2 separate regions of the Homo sapiens genome follow, and region 2 is linked to region 1. Evidence: read pairs that join two places in POLR2A ChIA-PET (ENCODE). Cell type or tissue: HepG2. All regions are shown on one strand.

Region 1 (8,000 bases):
CATGGCCCTACGTCTGTGCTAGTCTCAGGGTGGCCTCTGTGCTCCTGCCTACTTCAGCGACTGTGGGAACCCATCTTCTCTGAATGGACTGACACACGTGCGCCAGGGCTCGGCTGAGAAGGCTGAAGGGCAGTGTGGACAGCCAGATTATTCACCAACCGCTGGACCAGGGACCTGGGTAGATGTTAATTTTTATTTGCTGGCTCATAGAGAGAGGTTCTAGGGATGTGGGGAGAGGGGCCGGGGCAGTGGATGGTGGCCGGGAGCACTGAAGGACTTGGGGCAGCATCTTTAGCAGCTGGCCTCAGAGTGTGCTTCTGAATAGGTACTTGATTACGTACCTCCCCTCCTAAGAGTAGTAGTTTATAATACTGTTGGGGTCCAGGACCCCTTTGAGAATCTATGGATCCTCCCACACAATGTGAAACCATGGCCGTAGGTAAGGCCAACGTTCTCTTCTATCGCTGCAAGCTGGTGACCCTCAGCTGAGCCACCCTGCAACTGGGTGCCTGAAAGCAGATTACACCAGCCGGGGGGCCATGGCTGCATCAGTGCCCCCATCTCCTACCAGACTTGGGCACCTCCCATCGACTCCAGGAGCTCCCCAGCTCCTGTTTCTACTCTGAAGGAGAGGCTGCATTCTCAGCTCATGTGGCGAACAGGAATAGTTGATATTCCTTTGCTCAACTGACCTGTTTTCCTATTTTCCCACCCAGATTTTCCATTCAAAAATCTCTTCAAAAAAGTGCTTTGCAGAGCTTGCTCTTATAGTCAGACAATATTGAAGTCCTTTCATCTTGCACCATGCAGCCTCAGAGTCTCCACCCAGGGGAGAGTAAGAGTCAAAACCTCAACTGATGGAAACTTCTGGTAGAAAAAGCCTTCCAGAACTGCCCAGAGTAAGCACTACAGTCACGAGGTTTTGCCACAGAGCGTATAGGCTCAGCTAGAGCATTTTCAAGCTGTTTTTCTGTGGCCTTGCTTGGTGGACCTCTGCTTTTTGACCTCAAGTTTCACAAGTGCTTTAAACATGAAGCAGTGTTTTCTTGGCAGCCATGTAACGGTCTCTCAGGAAGTTGTTTCTGGAAATGGAAAGACTGTTCTCAGAACTTGACAGTTCTTTAGGGCTCCAGTTATTCTGAATGTTGAAGCCAACTGGACAATGTATGACGCAAGCCTAAGAGGGATAGGGATGTAGCTGTAGGAGGGGCTTTCTGATCCTTCTCTCTCTCCATTGTATCACTCTGCAGTTTCCCTGTTGATTCTCCAACTTTGCCATCTGCTTGGCAAAATTCAAGAAAGGTGGCACTTATTTAATTGATTGTAGCTTTCATGGCAGTCACACCTTCCAAGCCTTCCATCAGGCCAGCCAGGCATGATTTCCTTTGTTTCAGTCCCTCTTGGTGTTCTCTAATTAAATATGCTTTTTCCAGATGTTTCTCCACCGTATTCTTTAAGGTTGTTTCCACCATTTTTCCCTAGATCTAATGTCCATTATTTTGCCTTTTGCCCTTCTCTTTTTAGTAATCAGTTAATAATCGTGTTTGCCATGGGGAAGTCCTCAGGAATACTTCTGTTGTATTTCAAAATGAGCTGAACAGTTTTTTTGTTGTTGTTGTTTTTTAATCTCAGAAGTGTGTGGCTTAAAAGAAAAGTAAAGAAATGATATGAAAGTTTAACCATAGATGAATATACTTGGAAAAGCACAAGTAGATGAAGACTGGGGATGGGAGTGGGCATTAATCAATTAATTTAAAAAGCACGATAGGGTGGGCGCAGTGGCTCACACCTGTAATCCCAGCACTTTGGGAGGCTGAGGCGGGCAGATCACGAGGTCAGGAGATCGAGACCATCCTGGCTAACATGGTGAAACCCTGTCTCTACTAAAAATACAAAGAAATTAGCCAGGCGTGGTGGCAGGTGCCTGTAGTCCCAGCTACTCGGGAGGTTGAGGCAGGAGAATGGCAAAAACCCGGGAGGCGGAGCTTGTAGTGAGCCGAGGTCGCACCACTGCACTCCAGACTGGGCGACAGAGCAAGACTTCATCTCAAAAAAATAAAATAAAATAAAATAAAATAATTAAAAAGCACAATTAGATGAAGACTGGGGGTGAGAGTGGGCATTAATTAATTAATTAAAAAAGCACAATTAGATGAAGACTGGGGGTGGGAGTGGGCATTAATTAATTAATTTAAAAAGCACAATTAGATGAAGACTGGGGGTGGGAGTGGGCATTAATTAATTAATTATAAAAGCATAATTAGATGAAGACTGGGGGTGGGAGTGGGCATTAATTCCTCAACAGCACATGGTATTTTTCAGGTTTCTCCCAATGAGTTCAAAGAGTTTCATTGAAAGTATATCCTTGTAGTTGCTAGTGTCTAGGAGACACACTCAGACTTCCAGTTTTACTCAGCACCTACCACCTGTACTCTTCTGAGGTTCTTTGCCATTCCTGCTGGTCAGGAGTGGATACTGGAGCAATAGATACAGTTCCACACTGACACTGCAGAAGTGGAGATCTCTGGAGTCTCTGCAACCCCACCCTCTCTTCACAGGGAGCAAGTTACTTCTTGAGTATAACCTGGGAATTTTAGAAAGTTTATCTTTTTTCATAAATGAAAGTTTATGTTTTAGCATTGTACTGGTCAGAATCCTCCAGTATTTAAGCAAAACTAACCAGTACGGTCTTTGTTTAGTATACATGTATTTTGCAATAACAGGAGCAGTCATCACCATTTAGTGTCAAGCTTGATTGACAGGGCCCCTGGGAATCTGTGGTTTCTGTTGTGTAGAAACCACAGAGCTTGTTATTCTTCAACTGGAATTGGGAAGCGGAGCCCAAGAGAAATGTTCTTGACCTTCAGTCACTAAGGCGTTACTACCAGACTGCTGGCAATCCATCAATGAGCGACTTTGTCACCCAAGACTCCGAGCTTGTCTTCTCCCCAGACTGGACAAGGCACCTTCACGCAGAATAGTTTCAGGTTTCACTGTGTTCTTAATTACATTTAATGAGGATCATTGAGATCCTTATAAAAAGGTGAAAACAGGTACAGCTGTTATTGTATTCCACTAAGAAAATGTGTAGAGTGCAAAACAGAAGTGTAGGCCTCATTGTGGTACAATTGAGAGACCATGCCTTGGGCCCATGGGCTTTGATGGCGGCCACATCTGATTGACTTCTGGTTATGAAACTTATTAGCTAAACCAGGCTCAAAGTAATGAACCTCTTATAAGTCTTATCAGTCAAATTAATGAACCTTAGTTTCCTCATCTGTGAGATGGTCTCAGTAATACCAATGTCATAGACAATTAGCTGTGTACATTTCTGTAGACATTATATGAAATGTTATATGTGAAACTGCCTGCAATATAGGTACTCAATCAAAAAAATGTGAATTTTCATTTGCTCCCTGCAGTCTTACTATCTGGCTGCCTGTTACTTTGAAAACCATGTGTATGAAACAGTAACAGGCTACCTAAAAAGAAAAAAAGAAAAAAGAAAATGATGTGGGACCACATCTGTGTGTCTAGCAGGCATGGACCTTCCCTCTGGATCTGTTTGTTCTGACCTTGTCTTCTAATTGAGCTGGATAATTACATGGTAGGAACTCTCCCCAACATCAGGGCCGAGAAATGCTGTCACCATGTTTTAATGCAAAGGCACTTTGCCAAGGATAATAGTCGATACCACGGGCATTGTTTTAGGTGAGATAAAGGAATCATCTGTGAATGAATGCTGTGTCCCTTTAGAGAAGGAAAAAATGAATCGGCAGCCCCAACAGCAACCCAATATCCAAAGACTTTCAGTGAATTTCATTTTGTTCATTTTTCTACCAAATATGCACTTTTGAAGCTGTCTTTGCCTGATAGTCTCCAACTTGGTGTCACAGGGCTCGTGGGCTTTAAGCTGTTAACCTTGTTTTATTTCTCCCCTTTTTGGAAATAGAACCATTTTCTCCTGAAATACCTTTGTAGCCTTTTTTCTTTTCTACTCAAAAGCACCTTATTTCCATTTTGCATAATTATTATGTACTATTTTTCAAATTATGATGTCTCTGCTATTGGAAACAACATTGTTTAGTGAGTTTGTGGGTGAAATAGCTTAGCCTTCTGCACTCACATGTGTCTCTGTCTGAACGACTGGATATTTCTAACCTGTATTGGTCCTATATTATCTAATTCCTTGAGGTTTATGATGACGGATATGTTAAAAAAAAAATCTTCAATTCCTCTTTATTCTTAGGGAAACATTGTAAAGCAAAATTTACTTAGAAATTCTTCCTACTTTGCAAAAGAAAGAAGGTGGCCCTTTTTCTCCCCCAGGAGAGAGATCGTTAGCTCAGAGGAGCGCTGTCAGCAGAGGCTGGAGCACACGGAAGTGGGGTCTGCTCAGGTCCCTCTCGGTGTTCATTGCTTCACCTGCATGACGACCTTTGCACCCATCGCTTTGCAGTTCGCCACCAAACGTGGACCCAGATGTCCCGGGTCTGCTCTGATGATTCCACAACATTCAATTCAGCAAATATTTGTCGAGTGCCTATCATGTAGCAGTGTGTGAGGCACTGGGGATGCCACAGTGACTAAACAGCCTACAACGCCCCTGCCCCCCCCGGACATGCCGTTCCAGAGTCCAGTCCAGGGAGGATTACACTGTGCTTCCGCCAGTCACTCGGTGCACCGTCCGAAGGAGGCCTGGAAACATTAGGGTCAGGGAGGGTCTGGGGCTCCCTGTCCTTGCCAACACCCTTCCTCTCTGCAGGTCTCACTCCTGCCTCTGACACCCCCTCCAGAAAGGCTTCACCAACACCCCCCGCTCCGGCCCACTGAGTTGGTTCCCTCCACCGTTCCTCAACACCTGTGTCTCCACACTTGCTCTTTTGTTTGTAGTGTGCTGATTTGCCCCACCCCCCAACCCCCACACTGGAATGTGAGCTGCCAGGAAGCGAGGGTCTTGTCTTGATCTTCCTGCTTTCCTAGCACATGGTGCAGCTTGCTGGCAGGTAGTGTGTATTCAGTGGCTGTGTGCCGAGTGCCTGAATGAAGGCGTGAAGGAGACTCAGTCATCTCCTGCATCCACGGTACTCGTAGACTTGTTCTCCAGCTCTGGAAAAACTTTCCAAGACTCAAATGTGCCTTTTCCCCAAAGGCCTTGAGTTACTGCATCTTCGTAACGCCGAAGACACTTTTCCGTAGCGGTAACATCTGGACTTTGTGCAGTGTGACTGTCCCAGAGGGCCTGGCCTCGTTCTGCGGGATGGGCGTGGGGGTGCCAGCTCCCTGGCAGAGGCCCCAGTCCTGGGTAAAGCTGTGCTCACTGCCTGCCCACCCTGGGTGAGCAATTGAAGCCCTAGTGTGGGGCCCCTGGCCATGGAAGCACTGGGGAAGGAGCCGCTGGGGGAGGAGGAGCAGGCACAGCAGGCGTCTCCTGGTGGCACCAGCAGCCACACCCCTGGGCCACCTCCCAGCAGGCAGCCTGATGGCCCCAGGGCCTTGGGATGGGAGGAGAGCCTCAGTGGTGTTCAGTGTGCAATCTGAAACAAGGCAGGGCATTTTCCTTCCAACAAGGTTTTCTTGAACATGTAATGATTAAACTAATTCATATTTTGTTGAAAATGTCTCTGTTGAGCAATTCATTGCCAAACAGTGCTCACTGATGAGCTATCCAGCGTTTGGGTTCAATTCCATGAACATTGCCGGTGTTGAGGAGATTTAATTTGTATAGCATTTGATTCTTTCTCATTCCTGAACGCCTCCTTTCCCATCTTGCCATCCCTAGACCACCCGCAACCCAAGGAAAGAAAAAGGGAATCTAGCAGGCCTCTGAGATTCCGGATCTCCAGGGGGCTTGCTGGAACTGAGGGGAGTTGGGCCCTATATGTGTGGCCTTGTCCTGTACTTTAAATAAATACCCAGTTTAAGACAGAAATCTGCAAGGATGACAGAAGAACTTTCTCTAGTCACATTCCTCCAAGAAGTTGGGTACAGACCAGAGCTGAGATAGGAGATAACCTGGGTTTTGCCTTCTCAAATGTATGATCCTCCATACCCCAAAACAATTAGACTAATTAAGGTATTGTAAGACAACTTGCAAAAATCAAGAGCTTCAGCCCGCTGAGGTTTCAATCCAACAGAGAATATACATTATCGTCAAGCATCTTCTTTATGGATAGTTGAGTTTTTAAAAGCACAGGCAGATTTTAATATTTCGGCAATTATCTTCTTTTTTAGTTCAACAAGTACTTATGCATTTATTTTTAATAACATATTTCTCTACTACAAAAATAAGCCATGCTTTAATTAAGAAAATTTGGAAACCACCAAAACGCACATATGCAGAAAATCACCCAGGGATAATGAGATAATGGGGCACATTCTTCTAGTTACAAATATAGATGTGTTTGAAACACAAATAGGATTGTCTCCGCTGTACTTTGTATCCTGTGTTTTTTTAGATGTCTCTTCATTTCATCTAACAAATAGTTATTGTAAGGTCAACTATGTGCTAGACTGAATTCTAGGCACTGGAGGTTACATCAGTGAACCAAGCAGATACACGTCCTCATTGCATTGAGCTTTTTTCTAGTGGGGTCAGACAGTAAGCAAGGAAGTATATATATTAACAGTGTGCCAAGTGGGGATAAGTGCTATGGGAAGAGTAAAAGCTGGAAGGGGTTGGGGTTGGTGGAGACGGGATGGCTGGTCATAGGAGGGCTGCAGTTTGGAGATTGTGTGCAGCACAGTCAGGGAAGGCTCTACAGAGATGGTGATATTTGAGCAAAGGCTGGGAGGAGCTCTATGGCTCCCTGTAGGGAGGGAGTTCCAGGCAGGGGGAAGGCACAGGCAAAAGCCCAGAGGAGAGGCAGGCCTGGCTTGTTCCAGAGCTGCAGGGGTCGGCAGGAGGGAGGAAGATGAGGTCAAAGAGGTCACAGGAGCCAGATGGCTTTGTAGCCTCGGCAAGTACCTGGCTTTAGTTCTGAGCAGAGGAGGGACGTGCTCTGGCTTGAGCTGGTGCATTGGGCACGGAGTGCAGCCTAGGGGGAAGCAGAAGAGCCGGGCCATGCTTTGATGGGCTCAGGAGGCTGCAACGTGGAAAGCCCTCAAGCAGACACCTCTGCCTCAGGCTCTAAATGTGGAGATGTTTTAGGAATACTGTGGCCAATTTAGTTCACTTGCATTTTTTAAAATGTATGCACAATAATGATATATGATTTTTAAATTGGTGTCTAATTAAGTCTATAATAACTCTTTCAATAAGTATGAAATAAAGATCCCTTGTGGTTAGGGAATATTATCTGATTTGGCACATTTCCCCTTAATGATACATCTTAAAATGTGGGGTACCTTAGATTGGATGAAACAAGAATTATGAATAGAGCTATGACTTTCCTATACAGAGTTTCCAGAAGGGAGGCAGAATGGACACCCTTCAAATATAAGCCAGGGTCAGAGGCAGCTAAACCTTAGAATGCTGTTTAGTGCCAGGACAAATCCCAAATCACTACCCTGGACGCTTGGTATGTGCAGGTCTTCCCAGCACACACACCAGCAGCTCTAGGAAGAGCTTTCTCGGAAGGGCCCTGGCTTGCCCTGACGATGCCTTACGGTTCCAGGATGCACAGAAAGCAAAATGGAGTTACTTTGGCCAATTAGCTCAGCAGCCACACATGGTCTGAAAATGACAAAACATTCACCTGAACCAGGACTCGAATGGGAAATCTGGGGCATGTGGTTGCCATGCCTAAGTAATGTCTGGACATTAAAGAGCAACTTTTGGGGCAAAACAGTGTTGGCTTTCCCTCCCATGATTCACATGCTACCCAGAAGCCTCTGGCTTCCTGGAATTCTATTTCATTTCATTTCATTTCATTTCATTTCATTTCATTTCATTTCATTTCATTTCATTTCATTTCATGTTTTTGAGACAGGGTCTGGCTCTGTTGCCCAGGCTGGAGTGCGGTGGCATGATCTTGGCTCACTGCAGCCTCAGCCTCCCA
Region 2 (8,000 bases), 85 kb after region 1:
CAGTCATGAGCCCCCGCGCCTGGCCAATATGTGTACTTTTAAAAAGTGCTTTGATAGAGGATTCTGATGTAAAATAATGCGTCTAACGTAAATTTTTTAAGGTATCACGTCTTTTTTATTCTGTGCATTTATTTAGAAACTGTTTATGACAAAAGAGTGAGATTACATGTCTAATACAGTTTTTTGGAGAGAGCATCCCTGGCCAATAGGAAAGCTTCAACAACAGAATTTCTGGGGCCTCCCGGGCACATTTTCATCCTGTTCTGGCTTTGTCAGTGATACTCAACTGCAGTGTCAGTGCCCAGTGCAAAGAGACCTTCTTCCAAGGCAAAGGTAGATGTGTGCCTGCAGGTTGGAGACGATCCAGCAAGGGAGGGTGGACTCTGGCCAAGTGCTCACCTTATTTCTGCCTGGAATTGTCAAACTGCAACTTAGCTTGAAAAATATATTTCTTCCATACCCAGAAAAGCCACAAGCGATTGCTTCATGAAAGTCTGTCTCTGTTCATCTGACTTTCCCTGTTTGTGCATCTTTTTGACCGGCTCCGTCCCTTTTGTGTGTGTGTGGTTCTTGGCTTTGTGGCTCTGACGAGTGTGTGTTTATACCTGTGTCTTGCTCCTTTTGCCTTCCGGAGTCTCTCTTTCTGCCAGGCTTATGTCTCTAGCTCAGACCTCTCCTCAGAGCTCCAGACATGCATATGCAGCTTCCCGCTGGACATGTCCACTTGGGGAGATAAAAGCACCCCAAATCATCTTTCCCCAGTGACCCCCCACCTTGCTGAGGGCCAGCCCCATTCACAGGCTACACAGACGTGAGGGTCCTACCGACTCCTTTCTCTGCCACACCCTGCTCACCTAATCCATCACCAGGCTCTGTACAGTTTGCTTACTAGGTGGATCCCAGCTTAAACCACTTCATCCCTTTCCTTCTGTGCACTGCCTCGGCCAGCTGCAAGCCGCCATCATCTCTCACTTTAACTGTGCAAAGGTCTCTCGGAGGACACCCACCATCCACTCTGCTCCTCATCTAATCCAGCCTCTATGCTGACATCAGAGTGACCGTTTCCAAACAGAATCTCATCACTATGGGAAGGAGGCCAAAATCCTTAACCTAGTATACAAGACCCACCTCTCTCGGCTTGCACCGTAGTCCTGCATGCCACCTGGGCTCCAGCCCCGAGGTCTCCTCTGGTTCCTCTCTGTTAATTCCTGCTCATCTTTCAGGGAGATGTTCAGGCGTGGGCTCCTCAGGGAAGCCTGCCACTGCACACACTTCCCATAGCTTTCTGTATGCTTCCTTCATAGCTCTGACCAGGGTTGTCATGGTATACACTGGGGATGTGTGGACTCGAGTGGCCGATGTCTCTGCCCACAGTTGGGTAAGCTTCAAGAGGCCAGGCCTGTGTCAGTTTCCCTTACTGTATTCCCAGCAGCCAACTCCTTGACTGGCATGCAGCTGCTCAGTTAGTATTTACTGAAGGAGAGAAGGGAGGGAAGAAGAAAAAGAGAATTTGATGCTCCTCTTGCTGTATCTACCTTCATGTCTCCATCGTAGTCTTCTCTCTTAGAGAAAAAAAAAAAAAGTATATTGCTTTTTTGGCCCTATGATGAGGTTAGTGTTCTCAACTGGGGGGAAAAAAAAAGCCTCGGGCACCCAATCTAAACTAAATGAAACCCATATCCTTCACCCTCAAACCTACCAGAAGCACAAATTTTAAAATGTCAGACTCCAAGAGAAATGATCATTTAAAAAAAATTAAGTCTGATCAAGAGCTAGTAATCCTTGCACAGTTCTGGGAGGGTGGAAATGCCATCACTGAAAATGACTCATGGTGTCTTTAGGTCTGTGACTGACGCAACCTACACGTGTATTTATCTACTCAACAGATATCGGAGGGCCTCACGTGTGCCTCCTACAAATTCGAATAAAACAGTAGCTTTCAAACTTTTTGTGTTTTACAGCAACTCACAGTAGGAAATACATTTTCTACTGGGATCCAGTGCACAGAGATGCACATAAAAGGCATGAAACAGTGCTTGCCTTTCTCAACAGAAGATGCCTTGATACTTTCTATTTTATTGTTTGTTTTTAGTGCTGGTCATGACCAGCTAAATCAATTTCATGACTCACTATTTGATCACAACCCTTAGTTTAAGAAATCCTGGAATAAAGCGTAATTAGAGTAGCTCCTTCTGAGTAGGCCAAGGATTCCATTGACTTATGCCGGGGTTAGCCCAGGGTGTCAGCCTGCCTGGGGCTGGGATTTTAGGTTGTATACCTCCGGGACCCTGGGGATGGCACATTTAGCATGCCACACGATAGGCACCTGTTGGCCTGCCTTCTTAGAACAGCTCAGTTTTAAATTCTGGTTGAAATAAATCATTTCAAGCAGCCTTGTTGGAGCAGTAGGCAGCCCATCCATCTCATCATCTGAAATAAGTTATTTCAGTTTCTGTGAACTAACCTGATAGGTCATCCATTCTTAACCTGGGGCCTAGGAATAGGCTTCGGGAAATTGTACCTAAAATGTGTGAGTGCACGAGAGTGAAGGGATCCATAGCTGTCATCAGAGTTTTAAACCAGTAAGGAATGAAAAAAAAAGTCTAAGAACGGTTGCCCTGGAGGCTATAAACAGTTTCTGATACTCTTGGAAAATAGTATTGAAAGGGCTGACAGTTTTAGTGTTTGCTGACTCTTCCTCTCGTGGTCTCCCTGATATTATATCCTTCTTCCTTGGTAAACTTGTTCCCATCACACCTTCACCCAGTCAGCCTCGCCCAGGCTAGAAAATGGCAGCTCTTGGCAAGCCCCCCCACCGCTGGCTGGTGCACCTGGGTGAAGACACCGCAGCTCTTGGTAGGGGGGATGGGGGGGCGGGGAGTGCAAAAGGCCAGGACCCAAGTTCAAGTCCTGTGCCATAGAGTCCTACATCCCATCAACAGTGCCCCACTGTGTGGTGTTTCATAAGGGAGCAGCCCCACCTCCAGGAACTTCACTCACAGCTGCTCACAAAAATTACAGTCAACTTTACCACATTTACTAGCTGACTGATTTACAGTCAACTTTACCACATTTACTAGCTGACTGATTTTTTTTTTTTTTTGGTTGATGTAAGCAGTGATCCATTTTAGAAAATGAAAAGTAATGAGGAAACTCAATATATAAAACAGACATAGGTCTAACTGCTGTAGTTCAAGGGGAAGAAAAGCCCCAAGGCTCTCCATAGAGAAGGGGCTGTTGACTAGGCCTTAACTCCGAGGAAATCACAACTTCCTCACTGTGTGATGTTCTTAGAAAAACTCTCTATAAATCCTCTCAGAAAACCCCATGGAATCGCTAGACATCGATCTGCCACAAATGGGAAAATCACATTCCCAGGCCGTAACACTATGGCAGTTAGCAGGGCCGGGGTCACCAGTGTGTGACCTGCTTCCTCACACGGGGCCCCAGATGGACTTCGTGTTCTGCTCTCTCCAGCTTGAAACTCTTCATGTTTTTTTTTTGTTTTTTTTTTGAGACAGAGTCTCACTGTGTCACCCACGCTGGAGTGCAATGGTGCAATCTTGGCTCACTGTAACCTCTGCTTCCCAGGTTCAAGCGATTCTCATGCCTCAGCCTCCCAGCTAGCTGGGATTACAGGTGCCCGCCACCACACCTGGCTAATTTTTGTAATTTTAGTAGGTGGGATTTCACTATGTTGACCAAGCTCGTCTCAAACTCCTGACCTCAGGGGATCCACCCACCTCCGCCTCCCAAAGTGCTGGAATTACAGGCATGAGCCACTGTGCCCGGCCAATTCTTAATGATTTTTAAGCAGCTGCCCCAAATTTTCATTTTGCCACGGGCCCCCGACATTCCATAGCCGGTCCTAACTGGTAGAACTTTGCCTGTTCTTTTGAGTGCCTTTGTTGAGAAAAGTAATTAAGGACCTGCTGACTGGACTGCAGTGACTCAGTGAAGTGCTTGCAGCTTTATGTGAACAACAAGAAACAAAAACAGCACACTGTATTTAGAGCTCCAGACGTCTGTGCGGACCCAAGTCTGCTGGCAGGGGTATTGATGTCGTACTTCGTCATTTCTGAGTGCCATTAGAGCCACCAACCTGTTCTGGGCCTAGGCTGGGTCTGTAAGCGCCCCTGTTCTCGTAAATACTTTATTTGTAGAGTTCCTGCTGCTGGGCTGGCCAGCACTTCCTCATTGTGTGAAATGTGTAGACACAATTGACTTCAGTTCTTGAAAAGTTTTATTTAGCTATGGAATCGTAGTATTTGAGTTGGAAATAACCTTTTATAGCATATCCGACTTGCTGAGGCCCAGAAACTGTGCACATCATATCACTAGGCAAAAGGCCAGGACCCAAGTTCAAGTCCTCTGCCGTAGAGTCCTACATCCTGCCAGCAGTGCCCATCATGTGGTGTTTCATAAGGGGGCAGCATCGCACCCTAGGAACTTCACTCAGAGCTGCTCACAATAATTACAGTCAACATTTGCCACATTTACTAGCTGACTGCATTTTTGTTTTGTTTTGTTTTGTTTTGTTTTGGTTGTTATAAGCAGTGATCCATTTTAGAAAATGAAAAATAATGAGGAAACTCAGTATATAAAACAGACATAGGTCTAACTGCTATAGTTCAAGGGGAAGGAAGAAGAGGTGAGAGAGGGGGCCAGAGGCCTGCCCAGCACCCAAGGAGCTCAGCTTGGAAACCCAGACCTCAGAGCACTCGGTTCTGCAGACACATTGGGGGTGCAGCCAGTGACAGGAGAGTGGGGCGCCAGCAGCATTAGGAACCACCCAGAGACTTCAGGCAAGAGGCTCCTGAGATGTCATTTGCACTGGAAGGCCCTGTTGGCAACAGTGTGGGGGACACATAAGGGGGGTGTCCAGGAAGATGTGACAGCGGCTCCTGCAAGAGGGGACAAGAGCCGGCACAGTGCAGTGGCCTTCAGACACTGGGGAGCAAGACAGGAGAGATCAGAGAGACCATGACCACCTCCTGCTGACCACCTGGATGTGAGGGATGAGGGGGCAGAGGGCATGAAATAAATGGGTTCCCCATGGGGGATGCCACTAGCAAAGAAGAGGCAGCTTGTGAGGAGGAGAGATTGCAGGGAGCTTGATGACCAGAGCTTGGGACCTGCGGAAGGGGAGGGCCCGTGGGACAATTAGGTCCACAAGTGTCCAGGGGGTCAGCTCACCCCAGGGAGATGCCAGGCCCAAGGCTGGAGCTGGACACTACAGAACCCACAGGCACCCTAGAGGACGAGCGGCCCTGTGCCCAGCAGGAAAGGCTGCCAGGCCACTCCACTCCCAGGTGCACCCTCCCTGACCTGAGTGTGTACCGTAGACCAGACCTCGAACTGAAGGGACAGAGGGATTGTGGAATCTCAGATGTATGCCCTAAAATCCCAACCACACACGAGGCAGGAGGAACAGATACTTCGGGGGGATCAGACGTCCGGGTGCAGGGACAGTGTGCCATGAGAATGTTGGGAGACCCTACAGATGATGTCTGGGTGTCAAACGCCCCTTCTGCACACCTGAGAGTCACTTTGCTTCTGTTCCATGTTAGGCAAATCGGGATGGTCAGGACTGTCCCAAGAGAACCAGACTGAGCCACAAGGACCTCTGATGGGGAGTGCTGGACCCTGGGGTTCCCTTGGCCCCCAGATCTCAGATTATGGACCATCAGAGCAGGAATGCCCTAGGGGTCTTCTGACCATCACTCACCTTTTAGAGGCGGAAAGCCAAGCACCATCGTGAATATTACAAGCATGAATGGCAGCCTCATGGAAAGAACCCTCCAGGTGAATCTGAGCATATACAGGGGAACACCTGTTCCTCTTACCTCATATAACAGGCATTAGTGACAGTCACGAGACACTGCAGTATGTATATCTTTTTATTACCAGATGAGATATTATGTGAAAAAACCCTTGAAAAGTACACAGTACGGTGGTACATATTTGCATTTCTTTGCTTGAGGGTTCCCTGAGGAAAGAAACACAGATATATATGGCCTTATATCTTAACAATAATAGTAACGAGGTTGCGTCTTCAGTTTCAACTCAGAAAAATGAAATGTCTCTGAAGTTTTCCAGAGGGTCCTCGTTCTTTTTGAATTTTTTAAAAAATGGGTTCTGCTTGGACTCATCGCAGTTGGCTTCTCAAGGGAACTGGCATCAATCCATGAAGCCGTTGGGTCCTGCTCATAGACACAGCTCTCTGTGCCCAGACGATGTGGACTCTTTGCTACAAGATCCCAGAAACGTATTTACTTTGGAGAAGCATGCCAATTGGGAATACAACTTTCTCACCATGTATACATGTAGTCAGAAGGTTTTGAAGAGCCTGAGAATTGCTAGCTTTCTGTGCATAACATGCCCATGAGACAACTCTATTCTGAAATCTTTTATTTTGAGGATAAATTGACTGAGGGTTCAAAAGATCTTAAATAACTGGACATGAAAGAACATAAGAGTCACGAGGGTGGGGGAGCTGGAAAAGGCGGTGGGCAGACATCAGAAGCTGGTTCTAGACACTGGCAATTCCATTTCTCTCCAAGCTGCTTTCCTCGCCTGTCCTCTGGGAATCTGTACCACCTCTGTCACAGGGTAGAGATCGAGTGAGTGAAATACAGAATGTGAATGAATATCGAAAACCAGAAAGCATTACAAATGCGTCAGCCATTCCGAGCTAAGATGGCACTATTGATTTCAAGACCCGTAATTTCTAGAGAGTCATTGAGAAGTTTCTGAGGGGTGTTGGATGATAGCACGAGTTTGTTTTTCAATTTTGCAAGATAATTTGTTTTATTCCATGGAGAATTAAGGAGAACTAGGCATCGTTTCTGGCCCTGCAAACCCAAAGATGGCGTAAGGTCAACGCTGAGGGGCTTGGGTGGGACAGGAGTGGCGTGGACTTACTGAGGACTAAGCACTGCTCACGTGGAGCTTATCTCAGAGTTTCACAAACGACAGGTGGAGAATGACCGAAGACCACCAACACACGAAGACCGTTTTTGAGGCTATACAAATTTGAACTCACATGACTGATTTTTTTTTTTTGAGACCTAATCTCACTCTGTCACCCAGGCTGCAGTGCAATGGTGCTATCTTGGCTCACTGCAACCTCCGCCTCCTGGGTTCAAGTGATTTTTGTGCCTTGGCCTCTTGAGTAGCTGGAATTACAGGTGCCTGCCACCACACCCAGCTAATTTTTGTATTTTTAATACAGACGGGGTTTCACCATGTTGGCCAGGGTGGTCTCGAACTCCTGACCTCAAATGATCCACCCACCTCGGCCTCCCAAAGTGCTGGGATTACAGGCATGAGCCCCCGCGCCCGGCCACATGACGGATTTTACCATGGTGACGCAGAGCCCTGATTCAGCTCCTAGATTCTAGGAAGCTCAGAGACCTCTCCAGTGGGCTCTTATTCCAATTCTTAGCAAATAGGAGAGTGCTGGGTGGGGGAACTCAATCCTTCCCATCTAGTTAAAATTTCTCATTTCATATGATGACCCTCCACACACTATATTTGGGGAATTGTGGGATTTCCTTTCAGATCCTAACTGGCCAATTCACTTTTTAAATTATCCTCATTTCTACTCACTTGTTTACATCTCCTTTTAAGAATTATTTACATTACAAATGAAACCATCTTTTTTCACCTTCTTCCTCACTCGCTCAAGGCCTTTCTTTATCTTCTCAATGGCTTCATAATCATCTTTGTTTCTACCCAGCAGAGCTTACTCAGGGTGTCACTTGCTTCAGAATGCCGGCCTCTGCAGTGCACACTTGTCCTCCTCCTTGAATCACAAAATTCACCCAATTTTGGAAAGCAGGGTTAAAAAACAGGATTTATGGGGAGGCCGAGGCAGGTGGATCACTTGAGATCAGGAGTTCGAGACCAGCCTGGCCAACATGGTGAAACGCCGTCTCTACTAAAAATTAAAAAAAAAAAAAATCATAGCCGGGCATGGTGTTGCATGCCTGTAATTC

The links. ChIA-PET counts read pairs that join two places held together with the same protein. Peaks named below come from ENCODE experiments on the same cell type or tissue, not always from the same donor. Only the 100,000 strongest peaks of a DNase experiment are listed, where the experiment ranks them.
Region 2: POLR2A ChIA-PET joins it to region 1 with 23 read pairs; 5 of 35 experiments call an interaction of 5 or more read pairs at or near these places.

Annotation. Positions count from the first base shown.
Region 1 is chr6:157,526,683-157,534,682 of GRCh38, forward strand. All of the region lies in intron 1 of ZDHHC14 (zDHHC palmitoyltransferase 14), which reads left to right. It overlaps MIR3692 (microRNA 3692), which reads left to right and starts at 2,450; the gene lies at 2,450-2,518. RefSeq lists enhancers at 4,067-4,972, 4,973-5,877, 6,444-6,944, 6,945-7,445. In HepG2, no CTCF peak of the experiment used is centred here; DNase peaks (open chromatin) are centred at 2,779, 4,529, 4,919 and 6,509; H3K4me3 peaks cover 1,123 bases.
Region 2 is chr6:157,611,275-157,619,274 of GRCh38, forward strand. The region is part of intron 3 of ZDHHC14 (zDHHC palmitoyltransferase 14); the gene reads left to right. Among named protein-coding and RNA genes, the nearest start is that of MIR3692, 86 kb to the left of the region's middle. RefSeq lists enhancers at 4,755-5,256, 5,257-5,756. In HepG2, CTCF peaks have their summits at 2,979 and 4,423; DNase peaks (open chromatin) are centred at 1,847, 2,087, 2,947 and 3,457.